Regions from separate parts of the Homo sapiens genome. Here region 2 is linked to region 1. A link is a loop called in an ENCODE intact Hi-C map of the cell type or tissue named here. Cell type or tissue: PC-3. All regions are shown on one strand. Each heading gives the region's core, and the rest is flanking DNA. Links, peaks and the distances in the headings are about the cores only.

Evidence for each region. Peaks named below come from ENCODE experiments on the same cell type or tissue, not always from the same donor. Only the 100,000 strongest peaks of a DNase experiment are listed, where the experiment ranks them.
Region 2: it touches region 1 in a loop (3-fold over the local background); 2 of 110 quality-filtered maps call a loop at or near these places.

What each region holds. Positions count from the first base shown.
Region 1 is chr10:22,236,666-22,249,275 of GRCh38, forward strand. LOC124902391 (a long non-coding RNA gene) reads right to left here and starts at 9,418. Exons shown (of 2, transcript XR_007062086.1): 1 at 8,585-9,418; 2 at 3,182-3,583. It overlaps LOC105376447 (a long non-coding RNA gene), which reads right to left. Exons shown (of 2, transcript XR_001747390.3): 2 at 10,755-12,610. In PC-3, for the core only: a CTCF peak has its summit at 7,546; DNase peaks (open chromatin) are centred at 6,846, 9,126 and 10,286; H3K4me3 peaks cover 915 bases; H3K27ac peaks cover 5,950 bases.
Region 2 is chr10:22,079,908-22,092,517 of GRCh38, forward strand. No RefSeq gene overlaps it. Among named protein-coding and RNA genes, the nearest start is that of DNAJC1, 82 kb to the left of the region's middle. In PC-3, for the core only: no CTCF peak of the experiment used is centred there; a DNase peak (open chromatin) is centred at 6,944; H3K4me3 peaks cover 881 bases; H3K27ac peaks cover 1,311 bases.

The sequences.
Region 1 (12,610 bases), core at 3,003-11,002:
TCATTAAGACTAAAGTGATTTTCTAGATTTATTCATTTAACAAACACTTCGTACAACACTTTATGTTAGACACTGTTGAAAGTCATTTTCAAATATTTACTCATTTAAATTTCATAACAACCTGTGAGGTAGGTTTCAGTATTATTATCCCTCTTTTACAGGTAAGGAAATTTAGAAGTTATGTAACTTACTCATGATCACACAGCTAGTGACAGAGCAAGGAATCAAACCCAGGCATCCTTCTCTAGACTTCTCTCTAAACCACTGGGCCATACTGTTTCTATTTTTTAAAATTACAGAATAACTCTCATGTACTATATAGTTAAATATTTTTAAACAATTTGAAGCGTTAAAAATCTTCCATTCGTTTCAAATGTGTTAATTTTGACATAATTTCAGGCTTAAAAGTTGAAAGAATAGTACAAAGAATTCAACCAAATTCCCTAAATATTGTCGTTACTCTTTTGTCTTTCTTTCTCAATATGTACGACTTTTTTTTTTCTGATCTGTTCTGACCTTTTTAATGAACTGTTGGATTTGGTTAGCTAATATTTTGTTGAGGATTTTTGCATCTATGTTCATCAGGGAGATTGGCCTGTAGTTTCCTTTATTTGTGTCTGTCCTTTTCTGGTTTTGGTATCGGGTAATGCTGTTCTCACAAAATGAGTTTGGAAGAATTCCAACCTTCTCAATTTTTTGGAACAGTTTCAAAAGATTGGTATTAGTTTCTTTCTTTTTTTTTTTTTTTTTTTTTCAGGAGTTTCGCTCTGTTTCCCAGGCTGGAGTGCAACGGCATGATCTCAGCTCATTGCAACCTCCACCTCCCAGGTTCAAGCGATTCTCCTGCCTCAGCCTCTAGAGTAGCTGGGATTAAAGGCACCCACCACCATGCCCAGCTAAGTTTTTGTATTTTTAGTAGAGACAGGGTTTCACCATGTTGGTCAGGCTGGTCTAGAACTCCTGACCTCAAGTGATCCGCTGGCCTCAGCCTCCCAAAATGCTGGGATTACGGGCGTGAGCCACCGTGCCTGGCATGGTATTGGTTTCTTAAGTATTTGGTAAAATTCAGCAGTGAAGGCATCAGGTCCTGGAATTTGAGGGAGACTTTTTGATAAGAGGCTTTTTATTACTGATTCAATCTTGTTACTTGCTGGTCTAGTAATGAGACCAACCTGCTATTGGATCTTCATGATTCAATCTTGGTAGATTCAATGATTCAATCATGATTCTTCAAATGTATTCATGAAGAAATAAGAATGTTTAGATCTATTGGTCCATTCAGATTTTCTGTTTCTTCCTGATTCAGTCTTGGTAGGTTGTATGTGTCCAGGAATTTATCCATTTCTTTTTAGATCTTCCCGTTTTTGGTTTATAGTTGTTCATAAGTCTCATGATCCTTTTGTATTTCTGTGGTATCAGTTGTAATATCTCCTTTTTCATCTCGGATTTTATTTATTTGAGTCTCCTCTTTTTTTTCTTAGTCTAGATAAAGGTTTGTCGATTTGGTTTATCTTTTCAAAAAACAACTCTTTATTTCAATGATCCTTTGTATTGTGATTTTTAGTCTCTATCTTGTTTATTTCTGATCTAATCTTTGTTACCTTTTTCCTTCTACTAATTTTATGTTGAGTTTGTTCTTGTTTTTCTAATGCCTTGAAAGGCAAGGTTAGATTGTTTGAGATCTTTCAGTTTTTTTGATGAAGGTGTTTATGTTATAAATATACTCAGAACTGCTTTTGCTGTATTCTATAGGCTCTGGTATATTGTGATTCCATTTTCATTTGTCTCAAGAAATGTTTTAATTTCTTTTTTAATTTCTTCATTGACTCACTGGTTATTCAGGAGCACGTTGTTTAATTTTAATGTATTTGTAGAGTTTTCAAAGTGCTTCCTGTTATTGACTCCTAGTTTTATTTCATTGTAGTCAGAAGAGATACTTGATATAATTTCAATTCTTTGAAATTTGTTCAGACTTGTTTTATGGACAAACAAATGAACTATCCTGGAGAAAGCTCCATGTGTTGATGAAAAGAGTGTGTATTCTGCAGCTGTCGGGTGACATGTTCTACAGATGTCTGTTAGGTTCATTTGGTCTTTGGTGCAATTCAAGCCTGATGTCTCTTTGTTGATTGTTTTTGTCTGATAATCTGTCCATCACTGAAAGTTGGGTGTTGAAATCCCCTACTATTATTGTATTGCAATCTATCTCTCCCTTTAAGTCTAATAGTATTTGCTTTATATATTTGGGTGCTTTTTTCATGATCTGTTTGAAAGTAAATTGCAGACATGATATCCTCTAAATACTTCAGTGTGCTTTCTAAATTAATGTATTATTTTACATAACCACAGTACAGTGATCAAAGTAAGGACTTTTTTTTTGGTGGTGGGGATGAAGTTTTGCTTTGTCACCCAAGCTGGAGTGCAATGGCATGATCCTGGCTTACTGCAACCTCTGCCTCCCGGGCTCAAGCAATTCTCCTGTCTCAGCCTCCCAAGTAGCTGGGATTCCAGGTGTGTGCCACCATGCCTAGCTAATGTTTTTGTGTTTTTAGTAGAGATGGGGTTGGTCTTGAACTCCTGACCTCAAGTGATCCACCTGCCTTGGCCTCCCAAAGTGCTGGTATTATAGGCCTGAGCCACTGTGCCTGGCCTAAAGTTAAGATCTTGACATGGATACAGCATTATTAGAACTAGGTCCCAGTCCCAAGTACAGACCTTCAGATTTCACTAGTTTTTCCCATGAGTTCCTTTGTTAAAAAAAAAAAAAATCCAGGACCATTATTTGCATTTAGTTGTCATGTCCTTCACTTTTCTTTAATCTATAACAATTCCTGGGTCTCTCTTTCTTTCTGTATCTCTCTTACTTACTATCATGATGTTGACATTTCTGAGGAGTACAGGCCAGTTGTTTTGTAGAATGTCCCTAAACGTCAGGTTGTCTGGTGTTTCCTCATGATTAAATTCAGGTTAGGCACCTTTGCTACCTCTATTGAACATATTTAGCGAACTGGATATTGCAACGTCAATCTGAAACAATGGCAAAATGAAAAAGGAGGCTACAACAACCACAAAGAGGTGTGTGATGCTAATCATGAGTTTGACAGAAGCAGAACTTCTCAGTATTCCTCAACTTCATACGATAAGAATAGTCCCAATTATAACAGTCAAATTAGTAATATTCTTGAAATAATAATTAAATTTTTTATTTTAAAATTCCGAACTGTATCTCTTTCTCTCTCTCTCATATTCCAGGTACATATTCACCAGATATTTCTAATCTGCCATTTCATCTCCTGAGAAATACCCATCAGAAAGGAGAACAACTATTGTATAAAATCGGTTCTTATTCTTTGGTGAGATGGAGCCCTCGATGAATGGTCATTGAGTTTTGTGGTTTGAAAACCAACTCCTTTTACATTTGGTTATGAAAACCCGAGTTTTTCATACCTGTTAACCTCTTGGTAAGCTGATAAACCTGTATTTCTGAAACTGCAAAACTGAGACTCACAGGAAGCCACTGGGGTATATCAAGCTTTACAAGTGTTCCTCCTCTTATCCTGGGTTGCCTTTCACAAAACAGTTCCTAAGGATGACCAATAAGACATAGGAAGCAGAGAATTTTCATAAATTTAGCAGTGTCTAAATAATCAGAAAGATCAAAAATCCTTTCAGAGTTGATAGAGGGTTCCTGTATAATTCAGCAAGTGACCTCAATAGAAACATTGTGCCACAGGCTTCCCTTTGGCAAAACCAGAAAAGAATTTGTGATTGTTTACTTAGAGAAAAAATATTTTCTTATGAGCTAAAGAGCCAAATACAACCGTCTATGGCATTTCCAAGAGAACCACTTTTTGCCTTCATGAGAGCTTCATCATGCTACCATATCTCCTTATCTAGAGAATATTTTAAAGACATTTTTAAAATTAAGAGTGTCAGTAACCAAAACACAAAGACTATAAATTGAATTAGGAGATGCCATGGTCCTACAGTCAAGAGATTTTTCATTATGGGAATCCTTGCATTTAAAGTAGAGGAATTTTAAATCCTTTGTCTAAGTCTACAGGATATAATAAATACATATTTTTTCTAAAATTAATAATTCGAAGGGTTTTGCATGAAACTGAAGACTAACTTTTAAATTAAACTAGTATTATGCATTCTAATAATTGAATGCTTCAATTCATAATTGACTTTTTAAGCTATTTCATAGAATACAGTGAGAAAGAGATTGCCAAAGCCCACATCATCAACATAAGTAGGATTCTATAAACGAGACCTGCAGATGAGTATTTAAATTTAGGTTTATGCATACAATTTAGTTATTTTAGATGGGGTTGATGCAGAGATTTTTTTTTTCCAACGAGAGATGAAAGAAAACCCAGAACTGAATTGCCCACAAGTCTTTTGAGTTATGAAGTAATTTGAGAATAGAAATTTCTTCTATGTAATTCACCTTTTCATTCTGGGATTATAGTTGTGGTACTAGAATAAGCATGAGCATATTGTTCAATGGAGTAGAATTGGGAGTCCCTACATCTATGGCCAATGTATTTCAACAAGGGCACTAAGACAATTTAAGAGGAAAAGAGGAGTCTTTTCAACAAATGGTGCTGGGACAACTACATGTACACATGCAAAGAATGAAATTGGATCCCTAACTCACACCATATACAAAAATTAACTCAAAATGGATCAAAAACCCAAATGTAAAACCTAAAGCCATAAAACTCTTAGAAAAAATACAGACCTTAATTTTTGTGATCTTGGATTGGGTAATGGATTCTTAGATATGACAACAAAAACACAACCAACAAAAGAAAAAATAAAGTGGACATGGACATCACCAAAATTAAACACTTTTATGCTTCAAAATATACTAACAAGAAAGTGAAAATACAAACCACAGAATTGAAGAAAATATTTGCCTATCATATATCTGATATGGTTCTAACATCCAGAATGTATAAAGAATTCTTAAAATGCAACAATAAAAAGAAAAATAATCAATTTTTAAGTGGGAAAAGGATTTGTAGACATTCCTCTAAAGAAGATATACAAATGGCAAATAAACACATGAAAAAAATGCTCAATATCATTAGTCATTAGGGAAATGTAAATCAAATCACAATGAGGTGTCCCTTCATATCAATGAGGATGGCAACAATAAAAAAGATGGACAATAACCAGTGTTGGCCAGGACATGGATAAATTGGAACTCTTATACAGTGCTGGTGGGAATACAGAGTGATGCAGCCACTCAGAAAAGCAACTGGTAGCTCCTCAAGATGTCAAACATTGAGTCATCATATGGCCACACAGAAAAGTTTCTGTAATGTCCATGCAGGACATACAGTACTGTCCATAGCAGCATAATTCATAATAGCAAAAAAATGGAAACAATGCAAATGTCCATCAATTGATGAATAAACAAAATCTGATACATCCAATTAATGGAATATTATTTAGCCATAAAAAGGAACAAAGTATTGATACATGGTGTAAGATGGATGAATCTTGAAAACATTATGCTAACTTTTTTTATGGTTAAACATTATGCTTAAGAGAAAGCAGCCAGACACAAAAGGACATATATTATATGATGCCACTCGTATGAAATGTACAGTATAGTAAATATATAGAGATAGAAAGCAGTAGCCAGAAACTGGGGTAATGGGGAATGGGGAATGAGGGCATGAGGGTGTTTTTTAGGGTGATGAAAACACGCTGGAATTAGTGATGATGGTTACATGAGTCTGTAAATACACTGACTTGTACACTTTAAATCGATAAATTTTATGGTATGTGAATTACATCTTAATAACCATAAATACATTTTAAAATAAAGCATTACTAGCATAGAAACAAAGACACAGAGAATTAGCTGAATTTCCCAAAGTTAGCAGCAGAACCTGCATTCTGATTTGCAAATCCATGTATTTTAATCTATTCTTCACTGTGATTAGCTGCACCTAACCCAATTCCCATAGTGAAACTCTCATCTGGTTTCCGGTTAATTACTGAGGTTTTAGACCCAGCATAGTAGCTCATGACTGTAATCCCAGCACTTTGGGAGGCCAAGGCAGACGGATCACTTGAGGCTAGAAGTTCAAGACCAGCCTGGGCAACATAGCAGGACTCCATCGCTACAAAAAAATTAAAAATTAGCTGGGCAGGCTGGGCATGGTGGCTCATGCCTATACTCCAAGCACTTTGGAAGGCCTAGGTGGGCAGATTGCTTGAATCCAGGAGTTCGAGACTAGCCTGGGCAACATGGTGAAATCCCATCTCTACTAAAAAGTGCAAAAATTAGCCACATACGGTGGCAAGTGCATGTAGCCTCAGCTACTCGAGGGGGCTGAGGTGAGAGGATCACTTGAGCCTGGGAGATCAAGGCTGCAGTGACCGAAGACCATGCCACTGCACTCCAGTCTGGGCAACAGAGGGAGACCCTATCTCAAAAAAAAAAAAAAATTAGTTGGCTATGATGGACTGCACTTGTAGTCCCAGCTGCTCAGGAAGCTGAGGCAGGAGGATCCCTTGAGCCCAGGGGTTAGAGGCTGCAGCAGAGAGCCATGATTACATCAGTGCACTCTAGCCTGGGTGACACAGCAAGACCCTGTCTCTAAAAAAAAAAGAAAAAGAAAAAAAAAAGAAATTGAAGTTTTATGTCAAATCTATTGGAAAGTATTTCCCTGCTTACTCACTGTGTAAACTTCAGTTTACTTGAGATCCAAATTTACTCCTACATCATCAGTTTACTTAGGATCAACTTTTAAGTGAATTAGTAGACATTTACTGAGTACCTCCATGTGCCCAGTACTATGGCCATTGTTCAAAATGCTGAACTCAAGCTCAGTAAGTCAGGAAACTAGAAATACAGGTTGAGAAATCACTGGTCTACAGGTGATAGTTAAATTGGATGAAATTGCTCAGGAAGAACACGCAGAGGGAGGAGAGGAGCTAGGCTGGAAGCCAGCGCACCTGGGCGTTTCGGAGCATCAGAAACCACCTACCAGTGACAGGTGCTGATAGGAAGTGATTAGTGAATGAGAGAGGTGAGAGAAAGTTATCCCACCTTATATTAAGCCTTACACCTTATCACAGTGCATTGGTTTTGTTTGTTTGACATGGCTGTCTCCCTTGTTAATCCCTGAGATCCTCAGGGTTCTGACTTGCTCTATTGCAAAAAAGGTATTTAGATAAGTCACCAGGGCCCTCCAAATTGTAAGATTCCATAGATTTTCTCCACTCCTTATTTAATCACTGCATTGCATTTGATACTGTTAACCAGTACATATCTCATTGTTTGTTACAATGTGGGCATAAAAATGGTGCTCCTCTCTTGGAAGCCCAGAAAGAACAGCTGCTTTGAACATAAGGCTGAACTGGCATGGCACAGAATCCTCGCACTGTGTGCTACCACCTCTCCCCTACCCCCTCCTCCTCCCCGCAGTCCCCCACACCTTGCCCTCCACTGTCTCCCCTGCAGAACCAATTCCTTGCATAGCTCTTTGTGATGCTGCCTCTCTGAGGCTCTATCCAGGGGGCGCCACCACAAACGAAAAAGAAAGACCCAGGGTCTCTATTGAACAGAACAACAGTAGGGGAAGAGTCTTGGCTCCACCCAAAACATATCACTTTACACAAGCTTCATGATACCTGTCCTGGCTCTGTCTCCTAGGCAGGACCCTGCCCTTTCTTGGCTCTCTAAACATGATGTACTCATTATAATATTTTTTATAAGGAATCCAGACCAATCATGGTGGCTCATGCCTGTAATCCCAGTGCTCTGGAAGGCTGAGGCAGGAGGATTGCTTGAGGCCAGGAGCTCAAGATCAGCCTGGGCAACATAGTGAGACCCCATCTCTACAAAAATTAAAATTAAAAGAAAATTGACCATCACATATGGGCATGCTTCTTTCTATTCTACACTCATCCTGAGCCATTTCGTCTACTCTTATGTTGTCAGCCCTAATCTATATATTCATAATTAACTTATATTTTTCAGATCTGCTCCTGAGCTCCAATGCCCTATATCCATCTCATCCTTGCACGTCTCAAATTCAGCATGCCAAAAAATGTTATTCTTTCTCCCAAAGATATGTTTTTTCAACATGTCTGCTATCATATACCCTTTAACCCAAGCCCACAGTCTAGGAATCAACCTCTCTCTTTCTTTCTCTCCAAAAACCAATTGATAAGGAAATCCTCCTCTCCATTCTACCTCCATAACATATTTTAGATCCAGCAGCATGCTCATTAGTATGTCTCATTTTATATCCCCATCACTTCTCTCCTAAATGACTACCACTAACTTATGGTCTCCTTACCTCCCACCACGCCTTTACTCCAATCTACAGAAAGATGGCGCTTTCTCAAATACAAAATCAAATATTTAATTCACCAGATGAAAAATCTTTAGCGACCTATACCATGGTTCTCAAATTTCCCATCAGGTCACCCTGGGACACCACAGGGAACAAACTCACAAGGTTGCTGTGGGATATTTTAAATGTTTGAGAGAAATACAGCCCCACCTATCAAACACCTCACAAATGACCACTAATATGTTGTTTAGACTTACCTACTTAACGAATGGAATTGTGAAGTATGTCTTCTGGCTGAGGGCACCATGAACAAATTACGAAGATGCTACAGATGCAGTGAGCTGGAAAGTTTGGGAACCTATGACTTACCAAACATCTTCAAGCCTCCTACGTTGGCATGAACTCATCTTTACCTACTGCTCCAGCCTTGTTTTGATCCTTACTGTGCCTTTCTTTTCCCCCCAGTCCTACACTACAGCCAAGCAGACAGGCTTGGATCTCCCCAAATACATCCTTCTTGCCATCCTGATTGGTTAGGCCCTGAAACCTAAGAGAGTAGGGACCTGGAGCTCCCGGAGTCTAGGTGTGAGACCAGGTGCCCTTCATGGAACACAGATGAAGTAGATAAACCAGGAAGGGCATTCCAGAATTCTCATGCCTGATGGATTCTGTTTGAGTCGGATTCTACATGGATTCTACATGAGTTGGATTCTAATCTGAAGTTTGGAAAAAAAAAAAAAAAAAGCTTGAACATTCCTGGGAATTCCATGCATATTTGTCAGGCCAAGGGAAGGGAGGAGGCCAGCTCCGTCATCCCTACCCTGCCTGTGATTTTCTACAGAGGTCTGTATTATTCCAGGGGAGGAGGCAAAGAGACAACCAACCAGGAAAGTGAGATTGCTTTTATTAATGGCTGTATCACCCCTGTCCTTCCCTGAAAAGAGACATCACACCTGAGATCCAGAAATGGCTGCTCCTTTCTTTGTACCCCATTTTATCTCATTCATCATTCTAAGCCCGGCATGGTGGCTCATGCCTGTAATCCCAGCACTTTGGGAAGTCAATGTGGGAAGGCCGCTTGAGCTCAGGAGTTCAAGACAAGCCTGGCTAACTTAGCAAGACCCCATTTCTACAAAAGATAAAATAATTAGCCTGCATAGTTCCAACTACTCAGGAGGCTGAGGCAGGAGAATTGCTTGAGCCAGGGAGCCCGAGGTTATAGTGAGCTATAATCGTGCCACTGCACTCCAGGCTGGGTGACAGAGTAAGAACCCTGTCAAAGAAAAAAAAAAAAACCCACAAAACATATTATTTATTTATTTTGAGACAAAGTTTTCTCTTGTTGCCCAGGCTGCAGTGCAATGGCGTGATCTCAGCTCACTGCAATCTCTGCCTCTTGGGTTCAAGCAATTCTCCTGCCTCAGCCTCCCAGTCGCTGGGATTACAGGTGCCTGCCACCACGCCCAGCTAATTTTTGTTATTTTTTATTAGAGACGGGGTTTCACCATGTTGGCCAGGCTAGTCTCAAACTCCTGACCTCAGGTGATCCACCCGCCTCAGCCTCCCAAAGTGCTGAGATTACAGGCATGAGCCACCACACCCGGCCCACGAAACATAATTTTATCACAGTATCTATAACATTCTTTTGCACTTATTTATTCACCTGTCTGCCCCACTAGGCTATAAACTTGTGAAGGTTCAGGACCATGCATGACTCATTTTTTCATTCTCTTTGCCCAGCAGAGTGACTAATACACAGTAAGTGATGAGTGGGTATTTGATGAATACATAAATTTCAAAAAGGGTGTGGCTAAGCCCCACAAAAAGTTCAAGTAAGTTAGAAAATAAACACTGTCCATTGGATGAAAAAGTTCAGAAGTAACTGATGACATTACGCAAAGATATTTTAAGGGAGTGATGGCTTTCAGGGAGATGTAGCTGACAGTGTTTACTGCCTACCCAAAAACCATTCCTCTGTTTCTTCTTTGCTTAACTGAATTCCAGTTTGATTTAGGCATTGAGCAAATTCCCTTTGATGTGGAAATGTGGGCCTCTACCCCAGATAAAGGGTGATAATATGTCCCAGTTCTGGCTAATATGATGTAAGAGGAAATCCTTTGGTGGGGCATTTTGGAAAATATTATACTTCCTTGACGTGAGTAAGACTCACCAAGAACAAATTTTCTGTTGCCTTCCCACCCAGCAGTCAGTGTGGTTTTTGTACTTACGGCAGCCATTTTGCAACTATGATATGAAGGTCAACTGAATCACAGAGGTGATATCACTGAACCCCCAAGAAAACACTAGCAACTCTTTATCTACAGACTTCTTGTCACATAAGAAAAATGAGCCTCTGTGTTAGCTGGGTTGTCTGTTACATTCTAACTGATATAAGAAGAGAGAAAAGAGAGACAAATGAGAGACCACTGTTCTTAGTGAATATATTACAACTAGTACAGTTTGGTGGCTGCAGGATACAGAGTTTGTTTGGTAATTTTGGAAAGAGGCTGGAAATGGAAAAGCAATGGGTTACAGGGGCTTCTAATGCCAATGAAGAGAAAGGCTTTAATTTTGTTGGCAATAGGGGGCTATAGAGGTTTTGGGGTAATGTTTTGGAACTTTAAGAAGAGTGCTTTGGCAGAAATCAGCAGGGTCTATATGTGCCCAAAGAGTGATGCCTCAGAAGCAATGCATTTGGCATAATCATATTGGTATTGTCCACCACGAGAATCACTTGGTATACAAACCTGGCTCACTCAGTTCACACTGAATAAGCAAAACAATAACCACTTGGCTTCATGATGCTTTTCGACCTAAAATAAACACAAGGTATCAAAGCAAATGAAATGTTACATCTTTCCAGTGCTCCATATGAATAATCCCTGTGGAAGTTATAAGTAAACAAAACTTCTGTTCATAAAAAGTATCAATGACAGATGTAAATACTGTATAAACTCCTGCCATATAAAAGGAGAAAATGAGATCTCACATATCCTTCCACAATACCAATTCCTGACACTTAGCACAACAAATTAGACACACTTAATAATTATTACACACTAGGCTTGAGATTATTCAATAGTTTTTTAACCGTGTTTCTATAATGGTGTGGAGGTTTTTGTTTGCTCACTTTTTAAAAACATTTTCCACGATTTCATTATAGGAGAATAAATGCTCTTATACATAGTCATAGTTTCAAATATGTTTCTGTTCTTCTCATTTAAATCTACTCAGAAAACAAGCTTACAACAGAAGCCAAACTAGGAAAATCTCTGCTGTGAGTATCATATAATATTCAAACACTGCCCAGGAAAAACACTGGGGAATGGTGTTTTCTTTGCCCTCAAAGAAAAGCACGTGAACACCATCTTACAAGATTATTATTGACTAAGGAAAAGAAATGTGTCATTTGTTCATTCTTTAGACTAGGAATTGATGTTAGAGATTTTTAAATAAATTATAACAAGCTTTTAACAATCTACAAAGAACAAAAAGTGTTAATGTCTTCCCATAGTTGCCTCTGATCTTTTTATAAAGAATTGCTGTGGGCTGGGCGCAGTGGCTCATGCCTGTAATCCCAGCACTTTGGGAGGCTGAGGTGGGCGGATCAACTGAGGTCAGGAGTTCGAGACCAGCCTGGCCAAAATGGTGAAACTCCGTCTCTACTAAAAAACACAAAAATTAGACGGGCATGGTGGCAGGTGCCTTAACTGGCTACTTGGGAGGCAGAGGCAGGAGAATCATTTGAACCCGAGAGGCGGAGGTTGCAGTGAGCCGAGATCGAGTCATTGTACTCAAGCCTGGGGGACAAAAGCAAGACTCTGTCTCAAAAAAAAAAAAAAAAAGAGTTGTTGCCCCCTGGGCAGGAAGTTGTTGCCCTCTTCCTATTCCCCCTCCTTCCTTCTTTCTTTCTATCCCAAAGGAAATTACATTTTTTGAAGTTGATATGTATTCATCCTATTGATAGTACTATACTTTCACTTCATATGTATATATCCTGGCCCACATCTTTTATTTATGAAATTCATTATACATAAATTAGTAAATTCTTTCTATATAAGTTATTTATACATTTTGAATATGAATCCTTCACCAAGTACATGCCTTGAAAATATCTTCTCAGTTTATCTTGTAACATTTTATGATATCTTTTGTCATGTAAAAAGTATTTTTAAAAATTTTTATATACAGTCACATGGCACTCAACTACAGGGACATATTCTGAGAAATAGGTCCATAGGCAGTTTTGTCATGCTAACATCATAGAGTGTAATTACACAAAC
Region 2 (12,610 bases), core at 3,087-11,086, 160 kb before region 1:
TGTTCTGTCTGAAGGAGATGGGGGCTTTATCTTTAAGTCCCTGACTGGGGCTGCTGCCTTTTTTTCAGAGATGCCCTGCCCAGAGAGGAGAAATCTGGCAGTCTGGCCACAGCGGCGTGGTTGAGCTGCAGTGGGCTCTGCCCAGTTTGAACTTCCCAGTGGCTTTGTTTACACTGTGAGGGTAAAACCGCCTACTCAAGCCTCAGCAATGGCAGACGCCCCTCCTCCCACCAAGCTTGAGAGTCCCAAGTCAATCTCAGACTGCTGCTATGCAGGCAGCAAGAATTTCAAGCCAGTGGGTCTTAGTTTGCTGGGCTTCACTGGGGTGGGACCCACTGAGCCAGACCACTTGGCTCCCTGGCTTCAGCACCCCTTTCCAGGGGAGTGAACGGTTCTGTCTCACTGGCTTTCAGGTGCCACAGGGGTATGGAAAAAAAAAAAAAAAAACCTCCTGCAGCTAGTTTGGTGTCTGCTTAAATGGCACCCAGTTTTGTGCTTGAAACCCAGGACCCTGGTGGGGTAGGCACCAGAGGGAATCTCCTGTTCTGAGGGTTGCAAAGACTGTGGAAAAAGTGCAGTATCTGGGCTGGAGTGCACAGTTCCTCAGGTTCAGTCCTTCATAGCTTCCCTTGGGTAGGGGAGAAAATTCCCTGACCCCTTGCATTTGGTGGGTGAGGCAACGCTCCACCCTGCTTCAGCTCACCTTCTGTGGGCTGCACCCACTGTCCAACCAGTCCCAATGAGATGAACTGGGTACCTCAGTTGGACATGCAGAAATCACCCACCTTCTGCATCAATCTAGCCGGGAGCTGAAGACTGGAGCTGTTCCTATTTGACCATCTTGCCAGCAATCTGCAGTTATTATTTTTATGATACAAGTATAATCTTATTTTTGGCAATTGAAAGCCTCTTCCCATTGGCTCTTGAGTCCTTTTGCCTTGGGCTTAGTGTCCTTGATAATTTTCTTACTTTCTGATGTGACAGGACATTCTAGATTCATCTTTAATTTCCTTTCCAAGGTCAGGAATCAGCCATTTCTCCCAGTTACCCTGGCTCCCTTTAGTGGGAATGGTCAACACTAAGGACAACAGTGTACTCATTACCATTTGTTTTCTCCAGATCTCCTTAGGACACAAAACTAAGAAATGTTTTTTATATATATATATTTTAAAAAAAACCTCTCATACACCATGAGTTTATATTGATACTTCAGATTCAAATTCAAGACTATAGATTCTTATTTAAACTCTTTGATTTGTATTTCCTTTCTTCTGTGACCAACTAATTCAATTAGTGACATCACCATAATTAATCATTTGCTTTTTCACACAGTTCATCTACAGAACAATCTCCAGTGACAATACCCAACACTACTGCTAACAATATGATTACTAAAGCAGTTTCAGAATTTCTTCAATTCTCGCTTGGTGCAGTGGCTCATGCCTATAATCCCAGCACTTTAGGAGGTTGAAGTGGGAGGATTTCTTGAGGACAGGAGTTTGAGACCAGCCTGAGCAACATAGTGAGACCTCATTTCTACAAAAAGTTTCAAAAATTAGTCAGACATGGTGGCACATGCCTGTAGTCCCAGCTACTTGGGAGGCTGCAGCAGGAGGATAGCTTGAGCTCAGGAGTTCAAGGCTGCAGTGTGCTGTGATTACACCACTGCACTCCAGCCTGAGTGAAAGTGAGATCCTATCTTAAATAATAATAATTTATTCAGTTCTTTTTGTACTTTGGAGGTATCTCATGAGGCATTCATCTGAAGTAATTCCTCTTTATTTGTATATGCCATCAAGTCAATATACAGTCAAGTTCATTATTCAAAAAATTTTTTTTGTTTTTAGAGATTGTTTTAATTTTTATTCAAAAGTTATTTAATGTATTCACATGGTACAAAGTTAAAACTGCAAAACAAGGTAGATTTGGGGATAGGTTCACCTCCACCCCTCCACCCCACTCTTTCTCTTCCCATAGGTAATTTTTTGATGTTTGATTTTGCTTCCATTTAAAAATAATAACAAGTGTTGGTGAGGATGTGGAGAAATTGGAACACGTGTACATTGCCTGTGGGAATGTAAAGTGGTGAAGCCACAAAGTTTAGTAATTCTTCAAAAAGTTAAACATGGAATTATTACTTTATCCAGTAATTCCACTCTTAGGTATATAAACAAGAGAATTGAAAGGAGAGACTCAAGGGGATACTTTTATACTTGTTCATAGGAGCATTATTCACAATAGCAAAAAGATGAAAACAACCCAACTGTCCATTAACAGATGAATAAACAAAGTATGATCTGTCCATACAATGGAATATGACTCAACCATAAAAAGGAATGAAGCTCTCATATATGCCACAACATGAATGAAGCTTGTAGACATTATGCTAAGTGAAATAAGCCACACACAAAAGGACAAATATTGTATAATTCTACAAATATGAAATATTTTAAATAAGAAGATTCATAGAGATCAAAAATAGATTAGAGGTTCTAGGTCTTAAGTAAGGGGAAAATAGGGGAGCCACTGTTTAATGGATATGGTTTCAGTTTGGGGTGATGGCAAAGTTTTAGAAATAAAGAGTAGTGATGACTCTACAACATTGTGAATATCATTAATGCTGTAATTCATATACTAAAAATGTTTAAAATGGAAGAAAATAGGCAATTGATAATTTTTTACTATCTTTTTTTTTTTTTTTTTTTTTGAGGTTGAGTCTCCTGTCACCCAGGCTGGAGTGCAGTGGCGTGATCTCGGCTCACTGCAACCTCTGCCTCCCAGGCTCAAGCAATCCTCCCACCTCAGCCTCCCGAGTAGCTGGGACCACAGGTGCATGCCAGGCTTGTATTTGTGGTAGAGACAGGGTTTCACCATGTTGCTCAGGCTGATCTTAAACACCTGAGCTCAAGCAATCCACCTGCCTCAGCCTCCCAAAGTGCTGGGATTATAGGCATGAGCCACTATACCTGGCCAATTTTTACATAAATAGTAGCACACTATCCACATTTTTCTCCATCTTGCTTTGTTCACCAAACAATAATCTGGACCAAGACTGTACATCAGTGTAGATCATCAGTAGAAATAGTCTCTACTGCTCTTACAACTGCAGAGCACATCATCCTGTGGATATTGCCATAGTGTATCTAACCAATGCCCTAGAGATGAAAAATTAGATTGTTCATTAGAGATTTTTTGTAGGAAAAAAGTGATATCTGATTTATACCTGGGTGACATGTCGAAAATGGATCGGGGGTGGGGAGTTGCAGAAGATTGAAAGCAGAAAGTTGAGGCCATTGCAAACATCCTAAGGAGAGGGCGGTTACTTAAACTAAGGTGGTAGTAATGGAAATAGAAAAAATTAATGAATCCTGGCTTGTGATGGCAGTAGAGACTACAGAACTTTTTGATGAGTTGGATGTGGGAAATAAGGGATAAACAAAAATCACAGGTGACTACCTAATTTGGGGGCTTCATAAATTAGGTGGATGGTGGTGCTATAAATGGAGAAGACTAGAGAAGAAGTAGATTTTGGTTGTTTCATTTTCTTGTGTTTCTTTTTTCTGTATAGATAAATCGGGTGTTCTTCTTGGGATAACCAAGTAGAGATGTAAGTCATTAGGAATATGAATGTAGAACTTGATGGAGATGTTAGGAGTTGGGATAGAAATTTTGGAAATCATTGGCATATATATGGCATTTAAATCCATAGGATTGGAGGAGCTTAGAGAGTTGCTGTGGCGGAAACCAAGAAAGACACCAGTATGCTAGCCCTGTTCCATGCTAACAAGGAAGGAGACCTTGAAGTCAATAGTGTGATGTCATGAAATGCAAGAGAAGAAAGCATTTTAAGAAAGAGGGAACTGTCCATGGCCAGAGCCATGTCAAATCCTACAGATCTCATTTACTCCTTCAGTTAATCCTGCTTCTTTGATGCCAACTGCTTTGGTTATCTGGTAGCATGCCTCCTTCAAGTTATACCATCCTCCTAAATGATTAGTGGTTTTTCTTGGCTGATTTATATCCTTCGCTATGTAATTCCTCAGTGGATGGATAACTGAGGTATCCGACAATGTTAGAAAAGTGGAGAGGTGCAGTACACATGGGTAAAAAGAAATAACCACTGGCATATCAGTCTGTTCTCACACTGCGATAAAGAAATACCTGAGACTGGGTATTTTATAAAGAAAAGAGAGCTCATGGTTCCACAGCCTGTACAGGAAGCATGGCTGGGGAAACCTCAGGAAACTTACAATCATGATGGAAGGCAGGGGAAGCATGACTGGAGCAGGAGGAAGCAAGAGAAGGGGGAAGTGCTACACACGTTTCAACAACCAGATCTCCTGAGAATTCATTCACTTTCACAAGAACAGCAAGGGGAAAATCTGTCCAATGATCCAATCACCTTTCACCAGGCCCCTCCTCCAACATTGGGGATTCAATCCACATGAGATTTGGGTGAGGACACAAATCCAAGCCATATCAACTGGCTTTGGTAACAAGAAGGTTAGTAGTGACGTTCACAAGAGAAATTTCAGCAAAGGAATGAGAGAATGGGAGGTGAAGAATAGGAGACAGGAACTAAGAGAAGTTCTGCTGTGGAATGGGAACAGCAGAAATGGGAATGTCTGCAGAGGGAGGGAGGAAGGGGTCAGAGAAGGGTTTTAGACAGGGGATTCTCAACCATACTTGTAACGCTGCCCTTGTAAGAAGGGGAAGAGTGATGATGTGGGAAGGAGAGGGTAAATGCGGTGGAAACATCTGTGAGAAGCACCCCCACTTAATGGTTACACTGCAGTTCTCAGACACACAATCACCATCCACTTATATTTAACTAGAGATAGCACAAGATTCAATGCCCAGTCTTATTCTTTGTACTTTTATTATTATTATTATTATTATTTTACTATCTTGAGATATTCTTTGATTTCAGCTTGTCTGCAGTTGTTCCTTGGGGTGTTTCCTCAGAAAAAGAACATGGTTCTCCATCTTCCTAAGAGCTCTTTGTGTGTTAAAAATGCCTTTTCTTTTGCCATCACTTGGCTGTATAAAGGATTCTTGGATCTCTCACTGCCCTCCAAAAGTGGTTTTGATATTTTCTAGCTTCCAGTGTTGTAGGTGAGAAGACTGATACTTGTTTAATTCTTTCTCCCTTATAAAGTCCCATTCTCTCCAACTGGAAGCTTGTAAGATTTTGTCCCTGGAATATAGAAGTTTCACCAAGATATGACTGTCTTTTTTTCATTGTTCTGGTTCATATCTCAGAGATTGCTGTCAATACAAAGACCCAAGTCTTTCTTTATTCTTTTCCTTCTGGGACTTCTAAAATTTGTAAACTTTTCTTCATGACTCATGAATTTGTTCTGTGTGATGGAATATGTTCTCCATTCAGTCTACTACAACTCTGACAGCGTGTTCAGCAGTGACCATTTTGTTTTTCAATTCACCTGTTGAACTTTAAAATGCACAGTTAAGCCCAAGCGCAGTGGCTCACACCTGTAATCCCAGCACTTTGGGTGGCCGAGGCGGGTGGATCACCTGAGGTCAGAAGTTTGAGACCAGCCTGATCAACATGGTGAAACCCATCTCTACTAAAAATACAAAAATTGCCAGGCATGGTGGTGCACGCCTGTAATCCCACCTACTCAGGAGGTCGAGGCAGGAGAATTGCTTGAAACCGGGAGGCAGAGGTTGCAGTGAGCCAAGATCGCGCCATTACACTTCACCCTGGGCAACAGAGCAAGACTCTGTCTCAAAAAAAAAAAAAAAAAAAAGCACAGTCAAGTTCTGTCCTTTCAGAAAACTTCTTTTGTGCTTTACTGCTATGTCCTTCAACACTCACTACATTACTATTAAAGTTCTCTTTGATTTCTTAAATGAAGTCAGCTTCTTAGGTGCCAACTGCTTTGGTTGTCTGGTAGCATGCCCCCTTCAAGTTATAGCATCCTCCTGAATTATGTGAGTGCTCTTTTTGGCTGATTCATATCTTTAGGTTTAAAATCCCTCAGTGGGTGGAGAACTCAGGTTTATCTGCCAATGTTAGAAGAGAGGGGTCTACCGATGCCAGCTGGTGCCCCTCTCTGGAGGCACAATGGGATTTATGTCTTCAGCCCAGCTCACCACAAGACAAGCCTCTTTCACAGCTTTTGAATCCTAACTTTGCAAACAGTGATGTTCTCAACCCATAACTTCTGCCTCAGAACTCAATGCTGTCTAGGTATGTAGTGGCTCCTCAAGGTTTCAACAATAGTAGGCAGTTGTCTGAGTGGCCTTGGAATCTATAGAGGACAGAGTCAGAAATTGAAGCTCAGAAATCGTCCTTTAATTTGATTTTTAAGCCTGTAACTTTGATATCATTGCCTCAGGGCACAGGAACAAAATATTAAATATATAAACTGTGTTGTAATATAAGGTTATATAGTGTATGATTATTGGTATTGCTGTTAAATATACATAACTAATTGAAGTGTATAATTAGTTAAAGAGTTATAATGAGAGCAAATTATTTCTTAAAATAAGTTGAATCCTAAAAACATTTTTCTTTCAAGTAAAAACTCTGCCATGAACTACTACATATTTTTAATTTTCCCAAAAGGGATTAGAAGGTATTTACAATCCAGGTTAGGGTTTGTAGTTTAAAGTTACCACAAGAGAGAACTTGTATAATTTTTACTTAAATTTAGCTAAGTCCATCTATAAACTAAAATGGTGTATTGAAATTTTACATCAGATTTTTAAATTCCAATATAGAAAACTGTGTATTGGAAAACTGCAAAGACGCTGAGTTACACATCCTAAACTCTGTTAATTCAAAAAGTTTTAATCATCCTGGTTCAATTAATGTCTCTAAATAAATTATAAGTTAACAAAATGTTTGTCAAGCCAAACCCTGATCCTGGCTTGTCTCACTATGAGGCAAACAGTGGCCCCAGGCCAAGGACGCTGCATGCTCTCGGGCTGAAATATGAGCCGGGCTCCTGGGAGACCAGCAAAGCCTAAACAAACATCTGGGCCCTTCTAGCTGTTTACTATTTTCAGTTTTTATAAGAGTCTTCTCTGGATTTCTACATAGAAACAAATATACTGTGTGCTTTTATTTCAACAAGAAAATCTTTAGATTGAAGCTGTAATTTGGTTTTCATCAATAGCAACTCTTCTCTTTTTTAACAAATTGTCTTTTGCCTCCATAGTCCTTCCACTTCGATAATCTCTCTTCTCTTCTTTTTTTTCTCTTTCTGCATTTTGATTTCTTATTAAACTACTAAAGGTTGTTTAATTAATATCAATTAATGGCAAATCTGTGAATCCATCTGTCACAATAGTAGCTGTGCTTGGATAACCAACAACTTAAGGTAGTAAACTGATCGGCAATCTACAGTGAGTCATTACCCCTCCAGCAGCAATAGTCTGCCTGGGGCCTGCAGATGTGCTTGGTTTGCTTAGCATGGTGTTCTTGTAAAAATTTGAATATGAGTGACTTTGAGTAGAATACACTTTTTCCAGTTGACACCAGGCCAAACAATCTTCAAATCCTTTCACTTTTACCCTATCTGCGTGGCCTGAGTTTGTATCTGGTTAAAATTTTCATGGATAAAGACTCACAGCAGTTTCTCAAATGTGCCCCAAGGAATTCTGAGGTTCAGCCCAGCACTGGGTACGGTTAAGGGGCATTTCAGGTGATTCTGTGGGGGGTTAGCCTTGAGCCACACTGAAGAAACATCACCTAAAAGCTTTTCCAAATAGTCTTTACCTGTGTAGGTGTGTAACAAAAAATCAAAGCAAATCAAAAGAGTTTCTACATTATAATAGTACAATGAAAAGCAAGCTGCTAAGTTGAGTAAACGAGTGATCATGATGCACCTCATTCATTTATCAGTTCTCCTCTTGTAAATACACTGAAGTCCTTATTAAAGAAAAAAAGTAAATACTTTAAAATGAATTTTATACAGAAAGCAGCAATAGGAGTGATGAGGTTGCCAAATTTGAAAACCATTTTCTTTTTCAGCACTCCTAAAGGTGACATATTATTCTTTTAGTTTAATTTCCTAAAAATTCATATAATGGAAAAAATTTTTAATCGTAGTTTTTGTTAAGAAAAGAACAAGATTCTCTTAATTTTGTAATAAAGGTAGTAGTTGCTAAATTAAATCAAATTAAGTGATCTTAATCCTATTCCTCTAAATAAAACGATTTCCTTTTTAGTATCTCATAATATGAACAAATTTACCATTAAATCTAAATTAGGCAATGTCTTCGCATACAAAACACACCATTTACTACCACCATTCTTCTGAAAATTCTGGACAATTTTGTTTAAAATTGGTCTAGACATATTTTTTAACTTGAAAGAGTAGGCAACATTTCTCTAAATGGTTTTTCCTATTTCTTTTTTTAAAAAGGAAGCTTTTTACCCCTCATTTTTCAAAGTTATGTACCTGAAAGTCATACATTATAGAAAAGTAGAAAAAGAAAAACATAAATTCACCCTTCTAGGAAGAACTTTTAATAATGTATAAGATAATATAAAAGATGATAAATCATAATACACATATAAAATATTTATAAAATTTTTAAAGGATACCTTACAAAATTAAGAAATATTTGTGTACTATACAAAAGCCACTAATAAACAAATAAAATGCAAATTTCATAGAGCAGTATAAAATAAAAAGTAAAATTTTTATTTCCCAAGTCGGTCCTGATAAGTGGCTCTTTTTCTTCTCACTTTTTAAAAGTTGTTCTAAGGGTTGACAGTATAACTTTAAATAATACACTTAGCGCTTTCATTTTTTTCTTTTTTTGAGACAGGGTCTCTCTTTTTTGCCCAGGCTGGAGTGCAGGGACACAATCTTGGCTCACTGCAACCTGCACCTCCTGGGTCCAAGCAATTCTCCTGCCTCAGCCTCCTGAGTAACTGGAACTAAAGGTGCCAGCCCACCAAGCTGATTTTTGTATTTTTAGTAGAGACGGAGTTTCAACATGTTGCCCAGGCTGGTCTCGAACTCCTGACCTCAAGTGATCCACCTTCCTTGGCCTCCCAAAGTGCTGCGATTACAGGCGTCAGCCACCACACTTGGCCCTTTTTTCCTTTTAATTCAGGTTTAGCTTGCATACATTAAGTGATATACAAATCATAAGTCAGTGCAAATAAATTTTACTTATGTCTACAAACATGTAACTGCTAACTGCTACCCAAATCAAGCTAACTCCTTGGGGGTTCCTTCTCAATCAGTACTGTATCCCTAAAGATAATCATCTTTATCAATAGTGTTTTGCAAGTGTTTAAACATTGTGAAAACAAAGTCACACAGTATATACTCTTTTCTGTCTGCATTTCTGTTGCTCAACATTATGTATTTAAAATTCAGGATCCCTGTTCCAAGATGGCCAAATAAGAACAGCTCCAGTCTGCAACTCCCAGTGTGATCGATGCAGAAGACGGGTAATTTCTGCATTTCCAACTGAGGTACCTGGTTCATCTCATTGGGACTGGTTGGACAGTGGGTGCAGTCCACAGAAGGTGAGCTGAAGCAGGGTGGGGCATCGCCTCACCCGGAAATGCAAGGGGTCGGGGGATTTCCCTTTCCTAGCCAGGGGAAGCTGTGATGTGACAGACTGTACCTGGAAAAACGGGACACTCACACCCAAATACTGTGCTTTTCTCATGGTCTTAGCAACCTGCAGACCAGGAGATTCTCTCCTGTGCCTGGCTTGGGGGGCCCCAGGCCCACGATGCCTTGCTCACTGCTAGCACAGCAGTCTGAGATCGCCCTGCAAGGCAGCAGCCTGGGGGAGGGGTGTCTACCATTACTGAGGCTTGAGTAGGTAAACAAAGCAGCCAGGAGGCTCGAACTGGGTGGAGCCCACCACAGCTCAGCAAGGCCTACTGCATCTATAGATGCCACCTCTGTGGGCAGGGCATAGCTGAACAAAAGGCAGCAGAAACTTCTGCAGATTTAAACATCCCTGTCTGACAGCTCCGAAGAGAGCAGTGGTTCTCCCAGCATGGTGTTTGAGCTCTGAGAACAGACAGACAGCCTCCTCAAGTGAGTCCCTGACCCCATGTAGCCTAACTGGGAGACACCTCCCAGCAGGGGCTGACAGACACCTCATACAGGTGGGTGCCCCTCTGGGAAGAAGCTTCCAGAGAAAGGATCAGGTAGGAATATTTGCTGTTAAGCAATATTTGCTGTTCTGCAGCCTCCGCTGGTGATACCCAGGCAAACAGCGTCTGGAGTGGACCTCCAGCAAACTCCAACAGACCTGCAGCTAAAGGACCTGACAGAAGGAAAACTAACAAACAGAAAGGAATAGCGTCAACATCAATAAAAAGGACATTGACATCAAAACCCCATCTGTAGGTCACCAACATCAAAGACCAGAGGTAGATAAAACCACAAAAATGGGGAGAAATCAGAGCAGAAAAGCTGAAAATTCTAAAAACCAGAGCACGTCTTCTCCTCCAAAGGATCACAGCTCCTCGCCAGCAATGGCAAAAAGCTGGAGGCTGAATGACTTTGATGAGTTGACAGAAGTAGGCTTCAGAAGGTCGGTAATAATAAACTTCTCAGAGCTAAGGGAGACTGTTCTAAGCCATCTCAAGGAAGCTAAAAACCTTGCAAAAAGGTCAGACAAATAGCTAATTAGAATAAACAGTGTAGAGAAGACCTTAAATGACCTGAAGGAGCTGAAAAACCATGGCACGAGAACTTTGTGATGCATGCACAAGCTTCGATAGCTGATTCGGTCAAGTGGAAGAAAGGATATAAGTGATCGCAGATCAAATTAATGAAATAAAGCAAGAAGACAAGTTTAGAGAAAAAAGAGTAAAAAAGAAATGAACAAAGCCTCCAAGAAATATGAGACTATGTGAAAAGACCAAATCTACATTTGATTGGTGTACCTGAAAGTGACGGGAGAATGGAACCAAGTTGTAAAGCACTCTTCCGGATACTATCCAGGAGAAATTCCCCAATCTAGCAAGACAGGCCAATATTCAAATTCAGGAAATATAGAGACCACCACAAAGATATTCCTCAAGAAGAGCAACCCCAAGGCACATAATTGTCAGATTCACCAAGGTTGAAATGAAGGAAAAAATGTTAAGGGCACACAGAGAGAAAAGTCAGGTTACCCACAAAGGGAAGCCCATCAGACTAACAGCAGATCACCTGGCAGAAAACTTAACAAGCCAGAAGAGAGTGGAGGCCAATGTGCAACATTCTTAAAGAAAATAATTTTCAACCCAGAATTTCATATCCAGCCGAAATAAGCTCCATAAGTGAAGGAGAAATAAAATCCTTTACATACAAATGCTGAGAGATTTAGTCACCACTGGCTGGCCTTACAAGAGCTCCTGAAGGAAGCACTAAACATGGAAAGGAAAAACTGGTACCAGCCACTGCAAAAACATGCCAAATTGTAAAAACCCTTGATGCTATGAAGAATCTGCAACAACTAATGGGCAAAATAACCAGCTAACATCATAATGACAGGATCAAATACACACATAAAAATATTAACCTTAAATGTAAATGGACTAAATGCCCCAATTAAAACACACAGACTGGCAAATTGGATAAAGAGTCAAGACCCATTGGTGTGCTGTATTCAGGAGACCCATCTCACCTGCAGAGACACACATAGGCTCAAAATAAAGGGATGGAGGAAGGTCGACCAAGCAAATGGAAAGCAAAAAAAGAGCAGGGGTTACAATCCCAGCCTCTGATAAAACAGACTTTAAACCAACAAAGATCAAAAGAGACAAAGAGCTTTACATAATGGCAAAGGGATCAATGGAACAAGAAGAGCTAACTATCCTAAATATATATGCACCCAATACAGGAGCACCCAGATTTATAAAGCAAGTCCTTACAGACCTACAAAGAGACTTAGACTCCCACACAATAATAATCGGAGATTTTAACACCACACTGTCAATATTAGACAGATCAACGAGACAGAAGGTTAACAAGGATATCCAGGACTTGAACTCAGCTCTGCACCAAGCAGACCTAATAGACATCTACAGAACTCTCCACCCCAAATCAACAGAACATACATTCTTCTCAGCACCATGTCGCACTTATTCTAAAATTGACCACATAATTGGAAGTAAAGCACTCCTCAGGAAATGTAAAAGAACAGAAATCACAAAAAACTGTCTCTCAGACCACAGTGCAATCAAATTAGAACTCAGGATTAAGAAACTCATTCAAAACTGCACAACTACATGGAAACTGAACAACCTCCTCCTGAATGATTACTGGGTAAATAATTAAATGAAGGCAGAAATAAAGATGTTCTTTGAAACAAATGAGAAAAAAGACACAACGTATCAGAATCTCTAAGACACATTTAAAGCAGCGTGTAGAGGGAAATTTATAGCACTAAATGCCCACAAGAGAAAGCAGGAAAGATCTAAAATTAGACTATTAAAATAAGATTTTAATTGTGATGTTAGACACCCTAACATCACAATTAAAAGAACTAGAGAAGCAACAGCAAACACATCCAAAAGCTAGCAGAAGACAAGAAACAACTAAGATTGGAGCAGAACTGAAGGACATAGAGACACAAAAAACCCTTCAAAAAATCAATGAATCCAGGAGCT